Regions from separate parts of the Homo sapiens genome. Here region 2 is linked to region 1. Evidence: chromatin loops called from intact Hi-C (ENCODE). Cell type or tissue: Calu3. All regions are shown on one strand.

Region 1 (8,000 bases):
GATCGGCAACATCAGCCTCACCTGGAAACCTGTTAAAATGCAGATTCTTTCACCCCAGACCCACTGTATCAGAAGCTCTAGTGGTGTAGAGACTAGAAATCTGTGTTTAACAAGTCCTCTGGATGATCCTGATGCTCATTAAAGTTTGAGGACTGCTTGCCTAAGAGATGACTAGATAGATGTCTCAATCGATACAGCAATAAATAACTCATGTCATAAAGTAAATGGAGCCAATACACAAACAAAAAAGTACTAAAGGCTGGTTTAAAAATAAATAGTGTTAAAAGATAAACTTTAGTACATTAAACTTAAATAATTTATTTGAGCTGATGGGAAATCATCAATTGGGCAGCACCAAACAGAGCGGTTTAGGCTCCACCAAAGTGGCTTAAGGTGAAAGCTTTTTTCCTTTTTTCTTTTTTTTTTTTTTTTTGAGATGGAGTCTCACTCTGTCACCCAGGTTGGAGAGCAGTTTTGCGATCTTGGCTCGCTGCAACTTCTGCCTCCTGGGTTCAAGTGATTCTCCTGTCTCAGCCTCCAGAGTAGCTGGGATTACAGGCACATGCCATCATGCCTGGCTAATTTTTTGTATTTTTAGTAGAGATGGTATTTCACCATGTTAGCCAGGATGGCGTCGATCTTCTGACCTCATGATCCGCCCATCTCGGCCTCCCAAAGTGCTGGGATTACAGGCGTGAGCCACCACGCCCAGCCAAGGTGAAAGCTTTTATAAGGTGTTCCCATAAGGAAGACAATGAAAATGTTTGGTTAATGTGCAAAGTCCCTAGTTAGAGGTTAGTTGGCAGTTTCTGATTGGTTAAGCTTAAGTTTCATTTTATTGTTTACATTGAGTTCCTTTCAGGTTGTTTATGTAGGAACCCAAGGCACTGAAGTTGTCTCAGCCTAATGGATTCCCAATTTTTTTTTAACAATAGTAAAATAACTGGTACATAATGTCACATGCAAATAACTACTATACATACCAAAATCTCAAGATGACAATTAATTAACTCAGTGATCAATTAATCAGATTCCAGTGTATTCTTCTTTAAGAAAGAGTTGTGTGTAGCCAGTGCCATATTTTTTCTGTTTTCTTTCTTTTCCTTTCCTTTTTTTTTTTTTTTTCCATGCAGAAAGACAGTAAACATCCTGCTCACTCTTACAGGCATTGCATCACTTCTATTCCCAAGGGTTCAGCATCAACCTGTCTCTGCAGTATCCAACAAGACTGGCCTCTTCTCTCCTCCTTCATAGTTTATCCGATTTCTCCCTCCCCTTCATATCCTCCTCAAAGGGCATCACTGTTTTGAAATAATATTGATTGTGGTTCTGCCCACAGTGCCACTAAAAGCTTTGATGCAAAGACACAAAGATGATTATTATCCAGACATTTAGAATAACAAATAGCATTTTTAATCCTCTATCTTTTCTTTTCTCCTATCTCTTTTATTCTCAGAAGCTCCTCTAAGATACATTTCTTTCTTCCTTCCTGTATCCAGTTCTAGCACAGCAATCTGATCCCAGGTCCCTACTGAAGTCTTTCGAATCCTGTGCTTATCCCATTCTCATCTTTCTTCCCTGTATTTTATCTTATTTTCTTCCTGATTTTATTTTCTGCTTCCCTTCCCCTAGATTTTTTTTCTCACTCCTCTGTACACTCCATCAGATCCTTTTCTTTTCCATGATGCTTTCTCTTCTTCACCCTTCTTTCAACTTATTTCCTCTTTCAACTCAGTTTCAGTCAACAGAGGCTGAGTGGATCTGCAGTTGAGCCACCTGGAAGGCAAATGCACACATTAAGGAGGTCTTGGGACATGGAGGACGCTTGGCACCCTAAGGGTGAAAGACCCAAACTTTCACTGGCTACTCCTGGCAATACAATATTTAGAAGCCAGGATTGGTCTGACATTTATGTTCTGTGCATGTTTCTTCAGGAGTTTGCCCAGTTTGACTCTGCTAGTTTCAAGTTCTCGGTTTCTCTGGCCTCATTTTCCGCCTGCCTCACCCCCACAGCCCTCATGGAATATCTGCTATATGGAACAGGCAAGATTGTAAACCCCGTTGCAATTGTAACCTTCACTCTCTTGTTCTTACCAGTATAACAACAGAGCAGAAGAGATAATAAATAAAATAGGTGTATACAACAACCTTTAAATCCCCAGGTGACAGAGGTTTAAACATCTCACAAAATTCTCATTCTCCCAAGGTGTGCACTGTTCCCATATACTTATCGGCTCCAGCTAGAAATCCAGAGGGCAGGTCAGAATTCTACTTTTCCAGTTTTCTGGAAAGCACATTTCAGGGCAGCTGTCTGCTCCTTGTGACAAATAAGAATTTCTCAAAAATTTCTTCCCCCTTTACGGTGGATTTCTGTTCAGGAACACCCTTGTTTTTTGCTAAGCACCACCCTCTTTAGCTCTCAAATTCAGTTGTGCCCCCTTTAATATCCAGTGACCATTGTTGCCCTTAATATCAGACCAGACCCAAGCATGCTCTTGGTTATTTCTTAAGGGTCTTCCCGTAGTATTTTACAAAATGTACTTGAAATAGGCCCGCCAGGCACTTGCTAACAAGTCAAGAGAAAAGAGCTAAGCAATAATCATTTAAATCCCAGCAGAAGCTGGTGGAGCAGTACTATCCTGAAAGTCAAATCCCCTTTACTGCCACTCCAATCAGGTTAGATGTTCAGACGGCTTTTATAGTATTTACCTCATGTGCCATCTCTTAGTTGTGTCCAGTGTTTTACGGCTTTTTCAGACCATAATAATGACTAACATTGTTGGTGTTGCACTCCATTCAATTTGCCCAACCACCCAATTTAGTGGGCATTATTATCGTGCCCATTTACTACATAAGGAAACTAGACGTAGAGAGAGGAGGTAATTGGTTAAGGAACCATGGGTAGGAAGTAGTAGAGCTGGCATAGGAAATCTTTATATTGGCCTTTTCTGGATTTGAAAATAAAAATAGTAATAATATAGTCTAATTAAGAGATTTTTGTATTTCTGTTTCAGCTGCTTTTTCTTTTTTCTCTCATTGATTTCATATCATGTAAATCTTATTCAGAATTTAGATAAAAGGCTTGGAAATGTATAAATTTTTAAAAAATAACATCATTAATTAAAGGCCAAATTTCTGTTTCATCAAGTACATGATCAAAATTGAGAGAACATTTTCCTGGGTTGAAGGTGAAGGAAGATTCTGAGCACCACACTTCTAAATAAAGTTTTGGTTATAAATAAATCTTTGCTTCCTTTTTAAAGAGTGATCATGAACCTACTTCCTGTTTAGGTAGGTAGATATTTCCCTCTTTCTCATTCTCTCCTTTTTTTTTTTTGAGATGCAGTCTCGCTCTGTCTCCCAGTGTGGAGTGCAGTGACGCGATCTCGGCTCACTGCAATCTCCACCTCCCGAGTTCAAGTGATTCTTCTTCCTCAGCCTCCCAAGTAGCTGGGATTACAGAAATGCCCAAGCATGCCTGGCTAATTTTTGTATTTTTAGTAGAGATGGGGTTTCACCATGTTGGCCAGGCTGGTCTTGAACTCCCGACCTCGCGATCCTCCTGCCTCGGCCTCCCAAAGTGCTGGGATTACAGGCATGAGCTATCGTGCCTGGCCTGGTATTTCTCTTTACTTTTGCTTCTGTTTCAGACCTACTCTTTTACTGCTTATTACCAGATACATCCGTAAAATAAGAGTTAATCTGACATGATTTATTTTATGCCAGGATTGGGTGAGATTCTTGGTGTACAAATAGACAAGTTCACTAATGATAGAATATATTCTTTCCTTGTCCACTTCTAATGTTGGGCATAAAGGCATTTTGTTCACATAAGGAATCCTATATGGTTAGCTTGACTTTATTTTGAATATACATGTAAGGTAAAATTTTAAAAAAATTCTTAGAGCTTCTGTGGGCTGTGTCATGCCCTGCATATCAAATTTACATGAGAAAGCCAATTACACACTGGACTGTTCAATTCTTTGATTTTTAGTTCTGAGTCTGCCACAGGCATATGGTGTCTCAAAGAGAGTTTTTGAAAAACCTTGTTTTCACTTCTTCCCTTGTAAAATGAGATTTTACATTCTTCTAGGGAAATTCTGAGGATTAAGTATCAAATGATGGCAAGGCACTTTGAAAGTACTAAATGGGGTTATTAATAATTTAAGAAAGAAGCAAGCCTTCATCTGAGTTGTTGAAAGGAATATGTGGCATATTTATTTCAACCATTTATCATTTCATTGAAACTTCCTCTACCTTAAGCTTGAACGACTAAGAAAAACATCTGATTCCTTTTAAAACAGAACTTTAAAACGAGTTCTCTTTTTATAGTATTCAAAGTACTTTCATGCCAGTTATCTTGTTGGGTTCCTACAAAAATTCTGGGAGATATAAATAACATATTTTGTGGGAATGAGGCTGCAAGAAATAGAATACCTTACAAACACTTGCTTAAACAAACAGGGGTTTATTATTCTCACTTAAAGAAGAGTCCGGGGCAGAGTCTCAGGGGTGTCATCAAAGATCCAGTCTCCTATCTCTTCCCTCTCCTTTTTTTTTTTTTTTTTTTTTTTTTTGAGATGGAGTCTCGCTCTGTTGCCCAGGCTGGAGTGCAGTGGTGTGATCTCGGCTTACTGCAAGCTCCACCTCCCGGGTTCACGCCATTCTCCTGCCTCAGCCTCCCCCAAGTAGCTGGGACTACAGGCGCCCGCCACCATGCCCAGCTAATTTTTTATATTTTTAATAGAGACGGGGTTTCACCGTGTTAAACAGGATGGTCTCAATCTCCCGACCTCGTGATCCGCCCACCTGGGCCTCCCAAAGTGCTGGGATTACAGGCGTGAGGCACCGCGCCCGGCTTCGCTTCCCTCTGCTTTCTTTAGTGAATGGGCATGTTATCTCATGTTATCAAAATGGCTTCTAGAGCTCCAGATATCATATTTATTTTCAAGGTAGGAGGAATGGAAGGAGAGAAACTCCACTAACCACATCTATTCCTTTATAAGGAAAACAAAACTTTTTCCAGAAGTTACCTCAAGCAGAATTCCTCTAAAACTGGATCATATGACCAAGGCAAAAGAACTGAGGGCAGTGAGTGTATGGCCTTCTAGGCTCTGTGGAGGAAGGTGGCAAGAAAAAACATGGTTGTTGAACAGCTTTGGAGAAGCCCAGTGCTACTGCTGATGATGGATGAGAGGCACTAAAAAGTCAGTTTTTCAAGGTGCATAGCAGAGGACATTAAACCGGATCTGAATCTCTTTGATCAAGCAGAAATATCAAACAGTAACTCATAAAATCTACTGATATTTTTAAGGAGTGACCATACTGAGGGCTAGTCTGGGTGCTCTTACCAGATGACTCCATTGCACCCCCATAACAATGCTACAGCAAAAGAGTGGCTTTCCCCCTTACAGACATGATAAGCCCTGTTTGCTATTGCTTTTAAGGAAACATTCTTTATCAGCATTCTAACACCTCAGCTTGCTCCTTCCATTCTTATTCTACTGCACTATATAAAGAGAAGCTCTGGAAGTTCACACTGAATAAATTGGAAAAACGAGTCACTTGACAAAGGACTGCCATGAGGAAGACAACTTTTGTGACTCCCTGTTTGAATCAGACAGAATTTGGGTACAAAAAAAAATTAAAAAGAGCTGAAAGGATGGAATTCAGGGAATTGGGTGCTTAGGCAATTGCTGGAGGGGCTGGATGCGTGGAGTCCAGAAATGATTCCCAGTCACCATCAGAGAACAGGTCTGCCAAGGAAGCTGCTACCTTTGACATATTCACACGTGTAGGATTTCAGGAGATACATTTTTGGTTGGTTGACATCAAAACGACTATTAATGCTTATGATCCAGGGATCAGGGAGCTGCAGCCACTGCCTTCACACCCCATCACAGCTGCCTCTTCAACACACAAAAAATTAGTGAACTGGGCTTCTGCTCTAGAAAAACTCAAAGTCCTGACAATCATGTTTGCCAGTAGGAAGAGTCAAAACAACAGGAAAATGGCCCCACCACACATCTACCTTAAATACTCTGTATAAATGCATCTGATTGGAAAACCAACTGTGTATTCAGAACACTAGCTTCATGGGAGTTTGAGCAAGCTAGGTTTTATTTAGTTCACCAGCCTTTGCAGGATTCTAGGCACACTTGCAGGAGGTTGGAAGTGATGCTGAGTGCATCTACAATTTACATAACATTTCTGTCTCTTTCAAATATGGACAGAAACAGGAACCAAAGTGTTAGCAATAGAAAGGAGTTCTCCATTAGCATATAGCTTTTGGCGGACTTGCTTGCAATGTCTGAATTTACCTTGGCTATAAATTCTAGGGGCAAAAGCTAAATTTAGAATAAATCTCACAGGATATCAGATCTGGTGTTTGGTATACAAAAATAACAGTCATTGTTCTCTGAAGACTTCTTGTGTGCCAGACACTAATATTAGTGTTTTGAATGTAATTTATTAAAACTCACAATAACCCTATATGACAGGAACTGTTATTAGAGCCAATGTTCAGACGAGGAAATTGAGGCACAGAACTATAATTTGCTCAACATCATGAAGATACCAGTGGTGGAGCCACATTTAACAGTCTGGCTCCAAAGTCCAGGCTCCTAACACTTACAGCATATTGCTTCTCCACAAAATCAGTTCAAACATAAAGCCACTGGACGAATTTGCCCTTCACAATTTTTCTTTCAGTTTACTATTAATGTCCTTGGTAGTGTCATAATTAATGGAACTTGATGACTTTTATAGGAATAATCTGATATGATACTGTTATAAAAATTTTGTTCAACTAATTCTATTTGACACTAATTTCTAAATATTCAGATTAAAAAATAAAATTAAAGCTGCATTTTGCTTGACAATCTCCTTGAGATTTAAATTTACACCAAAAGCAATTTATTATTTTGGTAAAAGTTCCTTCAAAGTTAAAAGTGGAGACTAATCGTTTTATAATTTCCCCTTCCCACAAAATAGCACCAATTCTCAGGGGGAGCTCCCGGGGGCCAAGGGAGAAGGATTGGAAAGAAACAGATGGAGGGAGAGCAAGTCCTGCAAATGACAAACTGAAGATTCTAGCTGGGCCCAGCTGCATCCCTGCCTCTACTTTATTTCAGCAAGGCATCCCTGGGATCTTCTCAAAACATCCAAAATTTTTTCTTTGGTCTAGTTATTTGTCACTGTATAAGAACGAACCGTCATAAAACATAGTGGCTTAAAACAACATATCATTTATTTTGTTTATAAATCTGTAGTTTGGGCAGAGCTAGGAAAGGATGGATCATTTCTGCTCTGGTCAGCACCAGCTGAGTGGCCTGAAAGTTATGTGTGTGAAGGCTGGTTCATTCCCAAGTCTGGTGGTTGATGCTAGCTGTCGGCTGGGGCCTAAGCTGGGGTGGTGCAGGAGCACCTACCCCAAATCTTTCAGTGAGGCTGCATGGCTTCCTCACAACATGGTAGCTGAGTTCCAAGGACAAGAAGTTTGAGGGCAGGTGAGAGGAAGACAGTTGGGGCAGCTATGTTACTTGTAATGACTTTACCCTTGAAATTCAAATAGTCACTTCCACACGGTCCCAAGCCTAGCCAGATTTAAGGGGAGTGTCAGTGTCACCTTGTAAGAAGAACATGTGGGATGTGATATATTGATATAGTTATCTTTGGAAAATTTGATCTGCCATACTCTGTTTAAGGAGATACAAATTGTGTTTCCTAAAAATGAAAATGTCTGCTCCCAGATTCAAGGGGAGTGTCAGTGTCACCTTGTAAGAAGAGCATGTGGGATGTGATATATTGATATAGTTATCTTTGGAAAATTTGATCTGCCATACTCTGTTTAAGGAGATACAAATTGTGTTTCCTAAAAATGAAAATGTCTGCTCCTTACAAACAAGAGTGTTTTTAAGTTTTTAAATGGATAATACATTTGTAGTTCAAAATTCAAACATATACATAAGTGTGTGCATATGTGTGTGTGTGTGTGTGTG
Region 2 (8,000 bases), 70 kb before region 1:
ACCGTGTGTATTTTTAGCATCAGTTTCTTGTGCTGGGTTATAACAGCTGTAGACAGTAAAAATCAAGGATAGAGTTGACTGTATCAGATAATTGAAGACATCTGCATCATCACAGTCATAGTACCTGGACATTTTTTTTTTTTCCTGCAGTGGAGCTTTAATGTATTGGACGGGATTATCAGAGGCTGGATTGCCTTCACCATTTGGTACCACATTTTACTTTATGATGAGCTGCAAGCCAGAGTATATAACGTGTGACTTAGGGCTCAGTAGCATAATCAAGAAAATACAATGAAAAAAAGAGTCTGCATTCTACAGGGTATTAACTGAAAAGCTATCCCTGTATTAAGCAACTCTGTTGATATTTGGACATATCTGTTTCAGACTGCTGTCTTGTAAACTTTCCTTTAGAAAGAAAACTCTTGGCATATAGTTACTTTTGCACTCCTGCCAAATACAGGTAAGGTCTCTCAATACAAGACAAAAAAGAATGCAGTGAGCATATCGGCATTACTCAAACTAAAAGAAGAATGCAATGCGCTTCACATAACTCAAGGCAAGTGATCCACATTCCCTAAGTCAGAAGTCCAGAACTCACAGAGAAAGTCCAGCAATCCTCTAGTTTGCTTTGATTTGAAGCCTTGTATTTGTCAGAAGCCGTGGAATTAAGTCAGAAAAAACATACAAATATGTGATATACTAAAAAAAAGACAATTTTCCCAGCCAGCAAGAATCCTGGAAGTGTTAGATCCCTCACACAGATCACAGACCCCACAGCCACCTGCAACTTGAGCTCCGAATGTCACTTACCCTATGACGATGCAGGAGATGGCAGTTCCCAAGAAGGCATACGTTAAAATAGATCCTAAGTTTTGAAAAAAGTGTCTCTGGGGAGAAAAAAAGATATTTAATAGAGTACATCAGAATTTTTTCTTAGTGCAAAAGAAAATAAAAATAAATGTATGCAGTTCACAGACCCCTCACTGTTTAGGCAAATTTTGGTTTTGGAGCCTCGTTCCTGGCCTTATTGTGCTAATAGGGACTTAACTGATTATCATTGCAAAGGACTGGAGGGAAAAGTCAAGAAGCAGAAAAAAAAAAAAAAAAAAACCCACTGGAAGATGAGTAGGTAGGGATGAGAGAGACAACTCCAAGAACTGGCTGGACCTGAGAGGGAAGCAAGGAACTGGGCAATGTCTATGCCAGAATCGGGGCAATAATGGAAGACACAGTTTTCATGAAGTTTTGTTGTAAATGCAATTCCTTTAGCATTAAAACAACAACAACAACAAAACTATTCTAAGAGATTTACGTTGCCTGTTGATTTTACTGGATGTCTGACTTCTCTTTTATATCTTCTGAATGTGATGAAAATAAACTTTAAAAATCTACAACAGCCTGGTGGGTGGCTCACGCCTGTAATTCCAGCAATTTGGGAGGCTGAAGGAAGATTGTTTGAGTACAGGAGGTCGAAGCTGCTGTGAGCCATAATCGTACCATTGTACTGCAGCCTGGGCAAAAGAGGGAGACTGTGTCTCCAAAACAAAACAAAACAAATCCCCCAAACCTACAGCAATTCACTTTATTTTAATGAGTCAGCCACAAAATGATGCTTAGTATTGGGACTGGCAATGAGGAAGGGTTACCTGAACAAATCCAGCCTTCTAAATTTTTTCAACTGCTTGCTTAGGGAAAACCCCATTCCAGTTTTTTGAGTGGGATCTGAGGAGCCAGACCTGACAGCAAGAGGGAGCCTGGAGTACACACAAGAAAATCAGGTCTGTGATGAACAAGCTGCCTGGCTGCTGAAGATGACTGCTCAAGAGGAAGAAAGCCCCAGGAATCTCCTAGAGTGGGAGCTGAGCAGCAGAAGAGCAGCCACATCACCTCTGCATCTCAAAAACCACGTGGGCTGGAGCCTCACTCTGTGGCTCAGGGGATGCCAGTACTTAAACCATTATGTGAATTACTAATGTACAAAATGTGCATAGTCAGGCCGTGCTCAAGTACTGTTAGACAAGTGCATAGAAACTGTAAAACTGGACTTTCCTGTCTATGAGCATCAACAGTAGTCTTGAGTTTTCACTTTAAAGGATAAACTCAATGTTAATTAATAACCAAAGTCTTTGGTTACAATCATCCAGAATAATGCTGTCCAATAGAAATATAATGCAAGCCACATATTTAAAAAATTTTAAATTTTCTAGCAGCTACATTAAAATGTTTTTAAAAGATGAAATAGGTTTTGATAATGTTTTGTTTAATCCAATCTATCCAAAATACTAACATTTCTACACGAAATCAATATAAAACATTATGGAAATATTTACATTATTTGAATAAATACAAAATCTTTAAAATCCAGTGTGTATTTTACACTTAAAGAACATCTCGATTCAGACAAGACGCATTTCAAGAGCTCAATAGTTACATGTGGTTAATGGCCTGTATTCAACAGAACAGGTTTAGAAGAAGTCTAGAATTCTAAGCATGTCAGGTTTGAATCTGCATCACAAATTTAAGATAATGATACTCTTACCAAATAGAGAAGCCCATAAAAATAACAGTTTCTCATTAGTGCTGGTAAAATTCTCTACTTAATGATAAAAGAAGAAAATGATCACTATATATTTACCTTCTTTAGACTATATCCTGCATGAAATATAATTGGTGGCAGTAAAACATTGAAGAAGATTTCTGGATCAAATGTCATCTGCCAGAAAGGAAAAAAAGGATAGTTAGAATGATGCTCCTTTGGGTCATTAAAAAAACATGTTTCAAAAAACAGTTGTAATTGCTTTTGCTAAGCCTTTGTGAGGCATATTAACTATTAACTTGGCAGAGATGAAGGTAGGAAAAAATGAAAATTTGGAAATTCATAAATACAGTATAACTGTAGCTTCTAAAGGTAAAATCTACATACTTCCACACTATAGCTAACAACAACAACAAAAACTCAGTGAAATCTCTCTGAGAAAAATGTCTTTTTATATATATATAAAATATATATGTATATAGGCTTCTTACAAGGATTTATTTAAAGTTTTCCCCAAATAAAATATTTTTGGAAATTGGTTCTTCGCTTTCCCTATTTTGTCCCATTCCAAAATTTAAAACATTTTCCAGACTCCATGGAAGAACACACTTGAACTTGAAAATTGATTTTTCTAGTATTTGTTTATTGGGTTTTACTTAAATGTCAAAATAAACTTGGCCATAAAGCAAGTATGACTTGGTATGAAGTGCAGTGAAATTGTCAGGCCTCTGAGCCCAAGCTAAGCCATCATATCCCCTGTGACCTGCATGGACCAGATGGCCCAAAGCAAGTGAAGAATCACCAAAGAAGTGAAAATGGCCGGTTCCTGCCTTAACTGATGACATTCCACCACAAAAGAAGTGAAAATGGCCTGTTCCTGCCTTAACTGATGACATTCCACCACAAAAGAAGTGAAAATGGCCTGTTCCTGCCTTAACTGATGACATTACCTTGTGAAATTCCTTCTCCTGGCTCATCCTGGCTCAAAAGCTCCCCCACTGAGCACCTTGTGTCCCCCGCCCCTGCCCACCAGAGAACAACCCCCTTTGACTGTAATTTTCCACTACCTACCCAAATCCTATAAAATGTCCCCACCCATATCTCCCTTCACTGACTCTCTTTTGGGACTCAGCCCACCTGCACCCAGGTGATTAAAAAGCTTTATTGCTCACACAAAGCCTGTTTGGTGGTCTCTTCACACAGATGCATGTGAAATTTGGTGCCATGACTCGGATCAGGGGACCACCCTTGGGAGATCAACCCCTGTCCTCCTGCTCTTTGCTCCGTGAGAAAGATCCACCTACGACCTCTGGTCCTCAGACTAACCAGCCCAAGGAACATCTCACCAATTTTAAATCCGGTAAGCGGACTCTCTTTACTCTCTTCTCCAGCCTCTCTCCCTATCCCTCAACCTCTTTCTCCTTTCAATCTTGGCGCCACACTTCAATCTCTCCCTTCTCTTAATTTCAGTTCCTTTCCTTTTCTGGTAGAGACAAAGGAGACACATTTTATCCGTGGACCCCAAAACTCCGGCGCCAGTCACAGACTCGGGAAGACAGTCTTCCCTTGGTGTTTAATCACTGTGGGGATGCCTGCCTGATTATTCACCCACATTCCATTGGTGTGTGATCACCACAGGGACACCTGCCTTGGTCATTCACCCACATTCCCTTGGTGGCAAGTCAATTGCGGGGACGCCTGCTTTGGCTGCCCAGAGCTGCTCCCCACACCCTTCTCCATGTCTCTACCCTTCTCTTTAAATTTGCCTCCTTCACTATAGGCAAGCTTCCACCCTCCATTCCTCCTTCTTCTCCCTTAGCCTGTGTTCTCAAGAACTTAAAACCTCTTCAACTCTCACCTGACCTAAAATCTAAGCATTTTATTTTCTTCTGCAACACCACTTGACCCCAGTAGAAACTCGACAGTGGTTCCAAACAGCCAGAAAACGGCACTTTCAATTTTTCCATCCTACAAGATCTAGATAATTCTTGTCGTAAAATGGGCAAATGGTCTGAGGTGCATGACATCCAGGCACTCTTTTACACATCGGTCCCTCCCTAGTCTCTGTTCCCATGCAACTTGTCCCAAATCTTGCTTCTTTCCCTCCCGCCTGTCCCCTCAGTTCCAACCCCAAGTGTTGCTCAGTCTTTCCAATTTTCCTTTTCTACAGACCCAACTGACCTCTCCCCTCCTCCCCAGGCTGCTCCTTGCCAGGCTGAGCCAGGTCTCAATTCTTCCTCAGCCTCTGCTCCTCCACCCTATAATCCTTTTATCACCTCCCCTCCTCACACCTGGTCTGGCTTACGGTTCTGTTCCACGACTAGTCCTCCCCCACCTGCCCAGCAATTTCCTCTTAAAAAGGTGGCTGGAGCTAAAGGCATAGTCAAGGTTAATGCTCCTTTTTCTTTATCCGACCTCTCCCAAATCAGTTAGCATTTGGGCTCTTTTTCATCAAGTATAAAAACCCAGCCCAGTCCATGGCCCATTTGGCAACAACCCTTAGATGCTTTACTGCCCTAGACCCATAGGGGCCAGAAGGCCATCTTATTCTCAATATGCATTTTATTACCCAATCCTCTCCCAACATTAAGTAAAGCTTCGAAAATTAAATTCCAGCTCTCACACCCCACAACAGGACTTAATTAACCACGCCTTCAAGGTGTACAATAATAGAGTAGAGGCAGCCAAGTAGCAATGTATTTCTGAGTTGCAATTCCTTGCCCCCACTGTGAGACAAACCCCAGCCACATTTCCAGCACACAAGAACTCCAAATTCCTGAACCCCAGCTGCCAGGGGTTCTTCCAGAACCTCCTCATCCAGGAGCTTGCTACAAGTGCCGGAAATCTGGCCACTGGGCCAAGGAATGCCCGCAGACCAGGATTCCTCCTAAGCCATGTCCCATCTGTGTGGGACCCCACTGAAAATCGGACTGTTCAACTCACCTGGCAGCCACTCCCAGAGCCGCTGGAACTCTGGCCCAAGGCTCTCTGACTGACTCCTTCCCAGATCTTCTCAGCTTAGCGGCTGAAGACCGATGCTGCCTGATCACCTCGGAAGCCCCCTAGACCATCACGAACACCGAGCTTCAGGTAACTCTCACAGTGGAGGGTAAGTCTGTACCATTTTTAATCAATACAGAGGCTACCCACTCCACATTATCTTCTTTTCAAGGGCCTGTTTCCTTTGCCTCCATAACTGTTGTGGGTATTGATGGCCAGGCTTCTAAACCTCTTAAAACTCCCAACTCTGGTGCCAACTTAGACAATACTCTTTTAAGCACTCCTTTTTAGTTATCCCCACCTGCCCAGCTCCCTTATTAAGTCGAGACATTTTAACTAAATTATCTGCTTCCCTGACTATTCCTGGGCTACAGCCATACCTCATTGCTGCCTTTTCCCCAGTTCAAAGTCTCCTTCGCATCTTCCCCTTGTATCTTCCTACCTTAATCCACAGGTATGGGACACCTCTGCTCCCTCCTTGGTGACCAATCATGCACCCCTTATCATCCCATTAAAACCTAATCACCCTTACCCTGCTCAATGCCAATATCCCATCCTACAGCACGCTTTAAAAGGAGTAAAGCCTGTTATCACTTGCCTGTTACAGCATGGCCTTTTAAAGCCTACAAATTCTCCTTACAATTCCCCCATTTTACCTGTCCCAAAACCAGACAAGTCTTACAAGTTAGTTCAGGATCTGCGCCTTATGAACCAAATTATTTTACTTATCCACCCCGTGGTGCCAAACCCATATACTCTTTTGTCCTCAATACCTTCCTCCACAACTCACTGTTCCGTTTTTGATCTTAAAGATGCTTTTTTCACTATTCCCCTGCACCACTTATCCCAGTCTCTCTTTGCTTTTACCTGGACTGACCCTGACACCCATCAGTCCCAGCAGTTTACCTGGGCTGTGCTGCCGCAAGGCTTCAGGGACAGCCCTCATTACTTCAGCCAAGCTCTTTCTCATGATTTACTTTCTTTCCACCCCTCCACTTCTCACCTTATTCAATATATTGATGACCTTCTACTTTGTAGTCCCTCCTTTGAGTCTTCCTAACAAGACACCCTCCTGCTCCTTCAACATTTATTCTCCAAAGGATATCGGGTATTCCCCTCCAAAGCTCAAATTTCTTCTCCATCCGTTACCTGTCTTGGCATAATTCTTCATAAAAACACACATGCTCTCCCTGCCGATTGTGTCCAAACTGATCTCTCAAACCCCAACACCTTCTACAAAACAACAACTCCTTTCCTTCCTAGGCATGGTTGGATACTTTCACCTTTGGATACCTGGTTTTGCCATCCTAACAAACCCATTATGTAAATTCACAAAAGGAAACCTAGCTGACCCCATAGATCCTAAATCCTTTCCCCACTCCTCTTTCCATTCCTTGAAGACAGATTTAGAGACTGCTCCCACACTAGCTCTCCCTGACTCATCCCAACCCTTTTGGTTACACACAGCTGAAGTGCAGGGCTGTGCAGTTGGAATTCTTACACAAGTACCGGGACCGCGCCCTGTAGACCTTTTGTCCAAACAACTTGACCTTACTGTTTTAGACTGGCCATGATGTCTCCATGCAGCGGCTGCCACTGCCCTAATACTTTTAGAGGCCCTTAAAATCACACACTATGCTCAACTCACTGTCTACAGCTCTCGTAACTTCCAAAATCTATTTTCTTCCTCACACTTGATGCATATACTTTCTGCTCCCCAGCTCCTTCAGTTATACTCACTCTTTGTTGAGACTCCCACCATTACCATTGTTCCTGGCCCAGACTTCAATCCAGCCTCCCACATTATTCCGGATACCACACCTGACCCCCATGACTGTATCTCTCTGATCCACCTGACATACACCCCATTTCCCCATGTTTCCTTCTTTCCTGTTCCTCACCCTGATCACATTTGGTTTACTGATGGCAGCTCCATCAGGCCTAATCGCCACTCACCAGCAAAGGCAGGCTATGCTATATATCTTCCACATCTATCATTGAGGCTACCGCTCTGCCCTACTCCACTACCTCTCAACAAGCCGAACTCATTGCCTTAACTCGGGCCCTCACTCTTGCAAAGGGATTACATGTCAATATTTATGCTGACTCTAAATATGCCTTCCACATCCTGCACCACCATGCTGTTATATAGGCTGAAAGAGGTTTCCTCACTACACAAGAGTCCTCCATCATTAATGTCTTTTTAATAAAAACTCTTCTCAAGGCCGCTTTACTTCCAAAAGAAGCTGGAGTCATTCACTGCAAAGGCCATCAAAAGGCATCAGATCCCATTGCCCTCGGCAACGCTTATGCTGATAAGGTAGCTAAAGAAGCAGCTAGTGTTCCAACTTCTGTCCCTCACGGCCAGTTTTTCTCCTTCTCATCGGTCACTTCCACCTACTCCCCCACTGAAACTCCCACCTGTCAATCTCTTTCCACATAAGGCAAATGGTTCTTAGACCAA

Evidence for each region. Hi-C counts contacts between places; a loop is a spot of excess contacts. Peaks named below come from ENCODE experiments on the same cell type or tissue, not always from the same donor. Only the 100,000 strongest peaks of a DNase experiment are listed, where the experiment ranks them.
Region 2: it touches region 1 in a loop (2.5-fold over the local background); 1 of 110 quality-filtered maps calls a loop at or near these places.

Annotation. Positions count from the first base shown.
Region 1 is chr3:143,864,316-143,872,315 of GRCh38, forward strand. No RefSeq gene overlaps it. Among named protein-coding and RNA genes, the nearest start is that of SLC9A9, 20 kb to the left of the region's middle. In Calu3, no CTCF peak of the experiment used is centred here; no DNase peak of the experiment used is centred here.
Region 2 is chr3:143,794,191-143,802,190 of GRCh38, forward strand. SLC9A9 (solute carrier family 9 member A9) reads right to left here. Exons shown (of 16, transcript NM_173653.4): 3 at 2,636-2,713; 4 at 811-887. Among named protein-coding and RNA genes, the nearest start is that of SLC9A9, 50 kb to the right of the region's middle. In Calu3, no CTCF peak of the experiment used is centred here; DNase peaks (open chromatin) are centred at 1,891 and 4,181.